Linked DNA regions of Homo sapiens: region 2 is linked to region 1. A link is a contact called in ENCODE Hi-C data. All regions are on one chromosome and are shown on one strand. Each heading gives the region's core, a stretch centred on a gene start or an enhancer-like site at or near the end of the contact. The rest is flanking DNA. Distances are from core to core; before and after follow the strand shown.

Region 1 (4,734 bases), core at 1,549-4,048:
GCACCATGGTCTCTTCAGGTTTTCCAGTAGAGATGGACTATGTGGATAAACTAAAGCACTAGCTTTAGATAATTCTACTGGTTTTCTCCCTCTGATACCAATGAAAATCTACTGACACTCAGAAGCAATTAGAAAATCTATTGATATTCCCGAAGCAACTTAGAAAGATTTAATAACCAGAACCTCTTGATTATTAAACTAATTTTCCTCAACTTAGCAGTGGAAATGATCCCAGAACTTTATTTTTTTAGGCATATGTACTTGTCCTAGTAAACCTTTTAACACTGCAGTTTTTCTTCATACAACATTGGCCTTGTAAGCTATCGAGATGATTAAGCTTATCAAAATTTTGTTTGGTTCCCACTGTTTGGACTGACCCTACCCACATTATGTATGCCGTCTTGTTTCAATTATTTATTGTTTACTTGATGGCATTAGTTCTCTTTTAGAAATTTCTTTATTTTTAATAGACAATAATTGTATACATGTATGGGGTATAGTGTGAAGTTTTGAGGCATGTATACATTGTTTAATGATCAAATCGGGCTAATTAACATATCCATCATGTCACATACTTATTTCTTTGTGGTGAGAACATTTCAAGTCCACTCTTTTAGGACTTTAGAAATGTACAATACATTATAATTGACTATAGTCACCATGCTGTGCAAGAGATCAGTGGAAATTATTCCTCCTGTCCATCTGAAACTTTGTTGGGAGGGTTAATTCTTAAGCAGCTTTTCCTTCTCTGTTTCCCATGCTCCCTTGTAGAAATGGGATGTCAGCTTCTGCCCACAGCCAGGTCTTTTTAGAACTTGTGTATCATGCATGACTACACAGCAAAGGAATGAGGGAACCCTCTTTTCTCAGGCATCTACCGCAACTATCCTTCCCTAGACCTCCATAACCATTTATGCTAACACGTGTAAGTACATTTCTTTGGACAACTACCAGTAATTCAATCTGCTTTGAATATATTTCTCCCTCAACCATGGGTGTAACTTAGGATCATTTTGGAAGCTCCTATCTGCAAGTACCTAGGGATATATATCAAAATGAAAGGCAGAGGCTTTACATCACCTTGTCCAACCCATGGCTGGTGGGCAGCATGTAGCTCAAGACAGCTTCGAATGCGGCCCAAACCAAATTCGTAAACTTTCTCAAAACATTATGAAATGTGTGTGTGTGTCTGTGTATGTGTGTGTGTGTTTTAGCTCATCAGCTATCATTAGTGTTAGTGTATTTTATTTGTGGCCCAAGACAATTTTCCTTCCAATGTGGCCCAGGGAAGCCAAAAGATTGGACATCCCTGCCCTACATACTAAATAAATTCAGAGAAGGGGAAATCAGAGTGGTCTGCTGTAGCCAGGTTTTGATTCATGAAACAGATGAAACATGAGACCTGACGATGTGGAAAAAATTTCAATGGTCAGAGAGGACACTGGACATTGTGGGCAGGGGGCAGACATAAAGAGAAAAGGCACAGAAGGAGAGAAGTGAACATGACATGTTCAGAGTAGGATTGAAAAAAGAGTCTGGCAGGTGCCAGAGGCATGTAAGGGCGCCCTGGGAGATGAGAAAGCAGTGAGTGGCCTTCGATTGAGTGGGTCCATTTTCATTCAGGAGTGGAGCTACGTAAACAACAGTGACAGCTGACTGTGGTGAACTAGGAAGAGTATCTGGTATTGAAGTGTGGATTGCAGAGGGTAGATCCTGCAGACAGTGAGACCAGTTTGAATGTCACTGTGATCATCTGAGTATTGGGGATAGTAGCTAGCAACAGAAACACAATCCTTTAGGTAACTAAAGATTTTATAAATAATGAGATATAATGAACCAGAGTCCAAATGATTGTAAGAAGAACTATGATGCCACTGATAAAATCAAGGGACTCTGGGAAAACAGCTATTAATAGCTTGGTGAGGAAGTTTGGACATCTTGAATCTGATGTGGGACATTCAAGCTGAAGGGCTGGGTAGGCAACTGAAAATGCAAAAACTGGACCTCAAGTAAGAAGGCAGTGAAATGCTGAGTATGGAGATCTCTCTTTATGCTGAATAGCTTCCTTCTCCCACCCTAATCTTCCCTACGTTTTCTCCAACCTGCTCCACAGCCTAGAAGCCAGGTTTGGACCATCCAGTACATCAAGCTGAACTTTCTTGTCTTCTGGTTTTCAGTAGAGCTCAGCCAAAGGCAAGCACCGGCAACAGACTGAAGGGGTGAAGGAGAACATAGTTGAGGTGTCTCTCCTGGCTCCTTGTTTTGAGATCTGGCTGGGTCCCGGCTCAATGGAAAGTCACAGCTCCTAGCCATTAGCACATGAGAACACGCAGGCTATAGTGGCATCCTCAGGCTGGGGTATGTTCAAATCTTTCTTCCCCTTCAAGGGGACAGAAGCCAGCCCTTCCAACGTGCAGGGCTGATTTGAAGTAGAATGTTCAGATATTATAACAGACTGCCAGTGAGTCCTCAATGAGAGGAGAGCTTAGAGGGGAGAGATCAAGGAGTCCATAGAGAGTCTCATCCTACTGATGCTCTAGTGTTTCTCAGCTTGGGTAAAGCTTTGATAAGCCACTCGAGGAAAGTCACCTAACAGTTATTGCGCACCCACCACGTGCCAGGCAATGGGGCGCTTTCCCTAGTTTATCGTTTTTAACGACCAGTAGCCCTGGCCAGCGGTTTATAGCACGCGCTGAACCCTAGAGCAGGAAGCAAAAGGTGCAGAAGTTCTGTGGCAAGGCGGCTTCCCAGGGCGGGTGTGCTGGGGACCCACGCGGCACCGCGGGGAGGGGGCTCTGCGCGCTCAACCCCGTCCCTGGCATTATCCGCCGCCTCCACCCGCCGGCCTCCCGCAGCCTGGCCAGGGCCATGAGGACCAAGCAGGTGAACTTGCTGATCACCCTGGTCGCCGTCGCGTTGTTCAGCTTCTCTTGCTTCTCCATCTACAGGATAACTCAAACCAGTAAGCGGCGGGCCCTCCTCCCGCCTCCTTTCCCGCCGCGGGGGCTTCGGGGCTGCAGGAATGCAGGCGGGGCAGGGTCGGCGGGTGCGGAGGCGATGCGGGAAGCTGGCGGCGGCCGCCCGCGCTGGCACTGGGAGGCCCGCGTCGGTGCCTTCCCGAGGCCGCGCCTACCCCGGTCAGCGGCGGCTGGGCTGTAACCCGCGCCCCGACCTCCTCCTCCAGGGCCGCGTCCGGCCTGCACGCGCGCTAACGCATCTGGCCCAGGGTACCCGCCGCTCCCTTTTCCTCAAAGGTTCAAGGACCCCGTCTGTGCACTGCTTTTCCCCTCTCCTGTTCTTCCTTCTCGAAACTATGGCTGTCTGACCCCAAGAACTGCTCTTACACAGCCAGCATCTGTCCGCATCTTTCCTCCTTCGTGGTCTGGGTTACATCACCAGGCCCCGCTTCATGCCTCCCTCCTCCCTGGAGTGTTTTTTGCGTACCTGAAAAGAGGTGGTAGAAAGGAGAGGGACGTCCCTGACCACCTACAGCGCCGGCCCAGCGCCTGGACTTCTCCGATGGACCGCAGGCCTGTGTTCCGCTCCCACACACACTCAAGATGCAATTTCTCCTGGCCCATAGAAGTGCCAATTTAGGAAACAAAGGTACAGGTTGCCCAGTTTAATTTCAATTTCAGATAAACAATTATATATTAGTATAAAAAATTGCATGGGACATAATTATTCTAAAATATTTACGTCTTTTTTATTTTAATTTCAAATTTAACCAGGTATCCTATATTTGATCTTTTAACCCTAGTTGTCCGCGGTGTAAAATTTTAGCATTCAAGTAGTTAAATTTTTCAGTTTAAGACTTAGGAACCCTGTAAATTATGAACCCAGCCTTCCACGATTGCTCTTACGTTGTTTTCAGTTAAATTTTCGTTTATTTACACATGTATGACTTAAGTGCACACAAGGTAATCTTGGTAGGAGTGCTGAGGTTGAAGTTTGGGAGTGGCTTCATGTTTTAGCCCTCCAGTTAATACTAGATTTTATCATCATATACACAAAATATTCTATATCCTGCTTGTTTCAAAGATTAGGAATGCATATTAATTTATCTGCATTATAATATTTCTACTAATCTTTATAGTCATTTGACATAGTTTCCCTCCTCTTCATTTTCTATAAAGAACATCATCCAAATGTCTATTTTAGCACAATGAACAATAAGCACACTTATAACAAAAAATAAATGATTTCTTTTAATTAGAAAGCAAAATGTAAAGTTTTATAGTAATTTTTTTTTTAAGACAGAGTTTTCACTCTTGTTGCCCAGGCTGGAGTGTAGTGGCCACTGCACTGCAACCTGTGCCTCCCAGGTTCAAGCAATTCTCATGCCTCAGTCTCCTGAGTAGCTGGGATTACAGGCATGTGCCACCATGCCCGGATAATTTTTGTATTTTTAGTAGAGATAGGGTTTCACCATGTTGGGCAGGCTGGTCACAAACTCCTGCCCTCAGGTGATCCACCCACCTAGGCCTCCCAAAGTGCTGGGATTACAGGCATGAGCCACCACACCCAGCCTAGTAATTTTGGAAGGTAATTTAGAATGTTAACCTCAGAAGTTTTAATACCATTAATGATTTTATAATGAAACTGTAGACTTTGAGATCCTTACAATCATTTTGGTGTGTTTTCTGGTTATGACAGGGAAAAAGAAGTTCGATTCCTCAAAGCATTTATGTCATCATCATTCATATGTTCAAGTTCAGAAGCAAGATACTGTTC
Region 2 (4,734 bases), core at 1,662-4,161, 110 kb before region 1:
CTCTAGCCTTGGGCTGACACCCTGAATGACGTTACTATTCACCTCATGACAAGCAGCCCAATCGCAAGCCTAATGCCGAAGACAGGCATGTCTGACAAGTTTCTTGTGTAAGCCAAGTCCTGGCTTGTGTGTTTTGTTGGTAAGGATTCTAACACATTTTCTGGAGTCACAAAAAAGGGGTGCCATGATCACTTAGCCAGAACCACAATTGGAGCCAGATAGAAAAATAGCCACACATGTGCCAGGTCTTTGCCACCCTTGGTCAAACAGAAGTATTTGAAACTTTCCTGTGGGTATTAGTCTTTAGACTCAATCCTTAGACTGGAAACATCCTAAAGAGGCTAAAATAAAGACTAGAATCCTAACTAAAATATCTGGGTTTTTATTTTCTGAAAACCAGAGTTACCTTCTTTCTGCTAAATCTAAGTCGAGCGGATGGTCCTTAGGAATATGCATAAAGGTGATTGCCATATTCTTCTCAACTTTTCCTCTTAAGTAATTTGTCAACTATTCATCAGTGCAGGAGCAAGAGGCTCAGAAGCCAAGCAAAATGGCTCTCAAAGAGGCGAAGATGCTGAACAGAGCTTTTGGTAGTCTCTTGATGTTAGAGAAATAAAAGTAGTGGTTTGAGAATGAAAAGAGAACAAGGATGTAAGAAGCCAAAATCCTGGAGAGAAAGTAAATATGGAGAAGTTAACTCTGAATGGGTACCCCTCAAGGCGTTTTCTGACTCTTAACATGCAAAGCAGCAGGTTAGGAAGCTGAGTCAAACTTCAGGTATTCTCTCTGAACAGGGAGATAAAAATTATTTCAAAGTCTGCCAAGGAGTTGAGATCCTAGAAGATGCCCCAAACTATTAGTTGGGACTCCTGAAAATCTATATCTTAAAAGTACATATGGGCCAGGCACGGTGGCTCATGCCTGTAATCCCAGCACTTTGGGAGGCCAAGGCGGGCAGATCACGAAGTCAAGAGCTCGAGACCATCCTGGCCGACATGGTGAAACCCCGTCTTTACTAAAAATACAAAAATTAGCCAGGCGTGGTGGCACACACCTGTAGTCCCAGCTACTCGGGAGGCTGAGGCAGGAGAATCGCTTGAACCCTGGAGGCGGAGGTTGCAGTGAGCCGAGATCGCACCACTGCACTCCAGCCTGGTGACTGAGGGAGACTCCGTCTCAACAACAACAACAACAACAAAAAGCACATGTGAATAAAAAATAGTCTTTATCAAAGCTGAAACCCAGAAACCAGTTTAATCACAAAGATAAAGAGAGCTGTGCCTATTTTCACTGCATGGCAAAAAGAAGCTACATCTTCTCTGGATGAATATAATATTATCCAGATCCTATATAATTTTTCATATATATGTATGACATTTAATTTTAAAAGTATCAAGTATACTATGGGACAGGACTAGAGAAAAAAACAGAAATAAAATCAAACCCACAGATGATCCAGATATTGGCATTATCAGATACACACAGGCTTTTAAAAGATTGTATTTAATTTGTTTAAGAATATAAATTAGATGGAGAATTTCATGAGAAGAATGGAATAAAAATTGAATGCAAATTTCATAACAGATAAAAATAATAACTGAAGTTAAAAACTCAATGGATGAGCTGTGTAGAAAACTAGACATAGCTAAAAATGTCCAGCCCTTTCAGGACCCATATATGCTATCCACCAGGTCTGTATATATTCACCCACTAGGGGCCTGGGAACTGGGGAACTACCTATCGCATTCCAACTCTGCTGGCACCTGACCACTTCCTCCAGGGCCTGAGGTCAGGCCAACCCACCCACCCAACACCACCACAATGAACGCCCACTTACACGGGCCTAAAGGGGGGGGTCCCAGCTTTGCAAGAAGCAGCAATACTGCCACATCAGAGAACAGGCGAGCCTTAAAGCTATCTGTATCAGTTTGAGTGACGGGGTTATGTCTGAAACCATGTCCTTGGAGAGTCACAAAACAGACATTTCCCATGGCTCTCAACCACACTGTGGTCTGGAGATAGACTACAATGTGCATTTAAACTAGGAGTCAGGAGAAGAGCTTCGGAAGACGGCAGATAGGAGGCAGGGTTAACGTGCATCTCCCACTTGGATGGACAGAACAGTGTGTGGAGATTCACACTGTGAACTTTTGTTCCAAGAACCACACACAAATGTACCAGGAAAACTGAAAGAATTGAGAGATCTTTGAAAGAAATGGCACACTGCTGCAAACTCAGAAAGACAGGTCAATATGGTTGGCTGTGTCCCCACCCAAACCCCATCTTGAGACGTAGTTCCCATAATCCCCACATGTAATGGGAGGGAACTGGTGGGAGGTAATGTAATCATGGCGGCAGTTACCCTCATGTTGTTCTCATGATAGTGAGTTCTCATGCGATCTGATGGTTTCATAAGGGGCTTGTCCCCCTTTTTGCTGGACACTTCTTTCTGATCCCACAATGTGAAGAAAGACCTATTTGCTTCCCCTCTACCATGATTATAAGTTTCTTGAGGCCTCCCCAGCCATGGTGAACCGTGAGTTAATTAAACCTCTTCCTTTATAAATTACCCAGTCTCGGGTATGTCTTTATTAGCAGCTTGAGAACAGACTAATACACAGGTGAAAAGCTGTGAATTCCCAAAGTGTGAGCGGGGGAAACCTGCCTCTGAACACACATCCCCACTGGGGAATCTGAAAACCCAGATCACCAGAGAAGGACTTAACCTTACCTACAGCTTGAATGGATTTAGAGAGCCACACGAAATATAAAAGTAGAAACAGCAGTGGGAAGAGACTTGCAGCCACTCCCAGTCTCCAGCTCAAGCTAGGGGAAACCAACCCTGATTCACAGGGGTCCTTAGGGAAGGCAGCCAGCAGAATTAGGGAGGGGTCACAGGGTGAAAGAAGCTTCCAAGTGAATTTTGTGATAATCTCTATTGGGCATGGACTTCCTTGAATAGAATCCAGGATGGAGACTAGTGGGGGAGTGAACAGGAACTGCTGCAGATACAAGTGCAGAAGCTGCCACCATTGTGAGCAGATGGGGAGGGGCAAGGCCTGAAAGCCCTGCTTGCTTTCTCAGCAGGGAATCTTATGGCCTGGGGCAAGTCTGAGTTCTCTGTGCAGGCTGCCCGGATATAAACTCAGTGCCATTAGCGGGGCACCGTGGGAGTGAGATTGGCCTCACCAACTGCATAGGAGCTGGGTAAGGCCTTTTGCTACCAGCTATCCCCTACTTCCCTGGTGAACAATACTGCTAAGTAGAGGCAGCCATACTTTCCCCTAGAACATAACTCCATTGGCTTCAGAACCACCCCTCCTTCCCCCACAGTGGCCATGGCAAGCCCTGTCCAAAAAGAGTGAGCTCAGGCCTGCCTAGCCCTCCCCCAACCTGATGGTATTTCTCTACGCACTCTGGTAGCCAAACACAAAAGACATAAACCCTAGGGAGCTTTGTGCCCCCCTTCCACCATTGCGTGAGAAACCAGAACACTTCCCCTAGCCAATGTAGGGCAAGCTTATATCCCACTGCTAATACTGTAGCTGGTGCTCTCTTCCAAGTGCTACCTCCTGCCTGGAGGCCAACCAACTCAGCTGATTACAGAAACTCATGACAATAACACTGCTCCCAAGAAGAAGAAATCAACAGCTAATTCCACTGCCTACAACATGTGGGCTAACCAGAGGTCCTGAGTCCATCTGAGTGGCAACTTCACTGCTAGCATAACCAGCATTTGAGAAAGCACACTAAACATATCTACAACCAAAGATCCTCACAAAGTCTATGTTTCTCCCCTGCCACCTCCACCAGAGCAGGTGCTGGTATCCATGGCTGGGAGACCTGAAGCCTGGTCACATCACTGGACTCTTTGTAGGCATTCCCTAGCACCAGCCCAGTGCCTGTTAGCTCTGCTGGGTGGCTGGACACAGAAGAACAGTAACAATTGCTGCAGTCCAGCTCTCAGGAAGCCGCATCCCTAGGGGTAGGGGGAGAGCACCATATCAAGGGATCACCCTGTAAGACAAAAGAATCTGAAAAGCAGATATTTTGGCTGGTGGGTAGTTTCTCACAGCAAAGACCCAATTGTAGTGCTGGGTGCAGTAGGGAAAGTCTTGTAGGATACGATGAATTTCTGTGAGTTTCTCTTCAAAAGTTTAGCCTGCTAACTTCCTTGCCCTTTGTTCTCAAATCTAACTTTCTTGTTCTACATGCCACCTTGCTCCTAGTTACTGTAAACAGCCTACCCCCTTTCCGTCAGCTCTAATCAATAGCTCACATCTTTTCTCTTAGTTACCTGCACCCATTGTTCCCCCAAAACTGTACATCTCACATGCTTCACCACTGTACCTCATGTCCCCCTTCCCTTCCATATTTAGAAAAATATTTACAAGTAGCTAATCAGGTCAGTTTAGATTGTGTGGTCCAATCCCAGCCCATGGGGAAGAGACACAGAGGTAGGAATTGCATTAACTATAAAAACCCCCTGCTTTCCTTTGTTCCCTGTGCTCTTGCGACCCTGATTGACACGAGTAGCACCCGTCTGCAGAAGTAAATTGCTTTGCTGAGAAAACTTTTGCCTGAGTGCTGGTTTCACTTTGTGGTACCAAGCATTTATTTCTAGAGCATTTTTATCTCCAACAATCTGGGAGCTCATCCGGGATTCCCATTCTCCTCTGGGGGCTTGTGCAGGTTTCCCATTCTCCTCTGAGGAAGGGCCTCTAGTCCTCTCCT

The links. A loop is a pair of places that touch in the nucleus more often than their neighbours do.
Region 2: a loop to region 1 is called in a map with no recorded cell type, with 2.1 times the contacts of the local background. The contact joins the enhancer-like site here to the promoter of MGAT4D in region 1. A Hi-C loop is called at or near these places in 1 of 37 single-sample maps with no recorded cell type.

Annotation. Positions count from the first base shown.
Region 1 is chr4:140,496,357-140,501,090 of GRCh38, reverse strand. MGAT4D (MGAT4 family member D) reads left to right here and starts at 2,798. Exons shown (of 11, transcript NM_001277353.2): 1 at 2,798-2,962. The coding sequence starts at 2,869. RefSeq lists enhancers at 2,277-2,776, 2,777-3,278.
Region 2 is chr4:140,601,717-140,606,450 of GRCh38, reverse strand. No RefSeq gene overlaps it. Among named protein-coding and RNA genes, the nearest start is that of UCP1, 35 kb to the right of the region's middle. Within about 2 kb of position 2,911, at least 2 of the 41 ENCODE cell types and tissues checked have a DNase peak (open chromatin) inside an H3K27ac peak, as active enhancers do.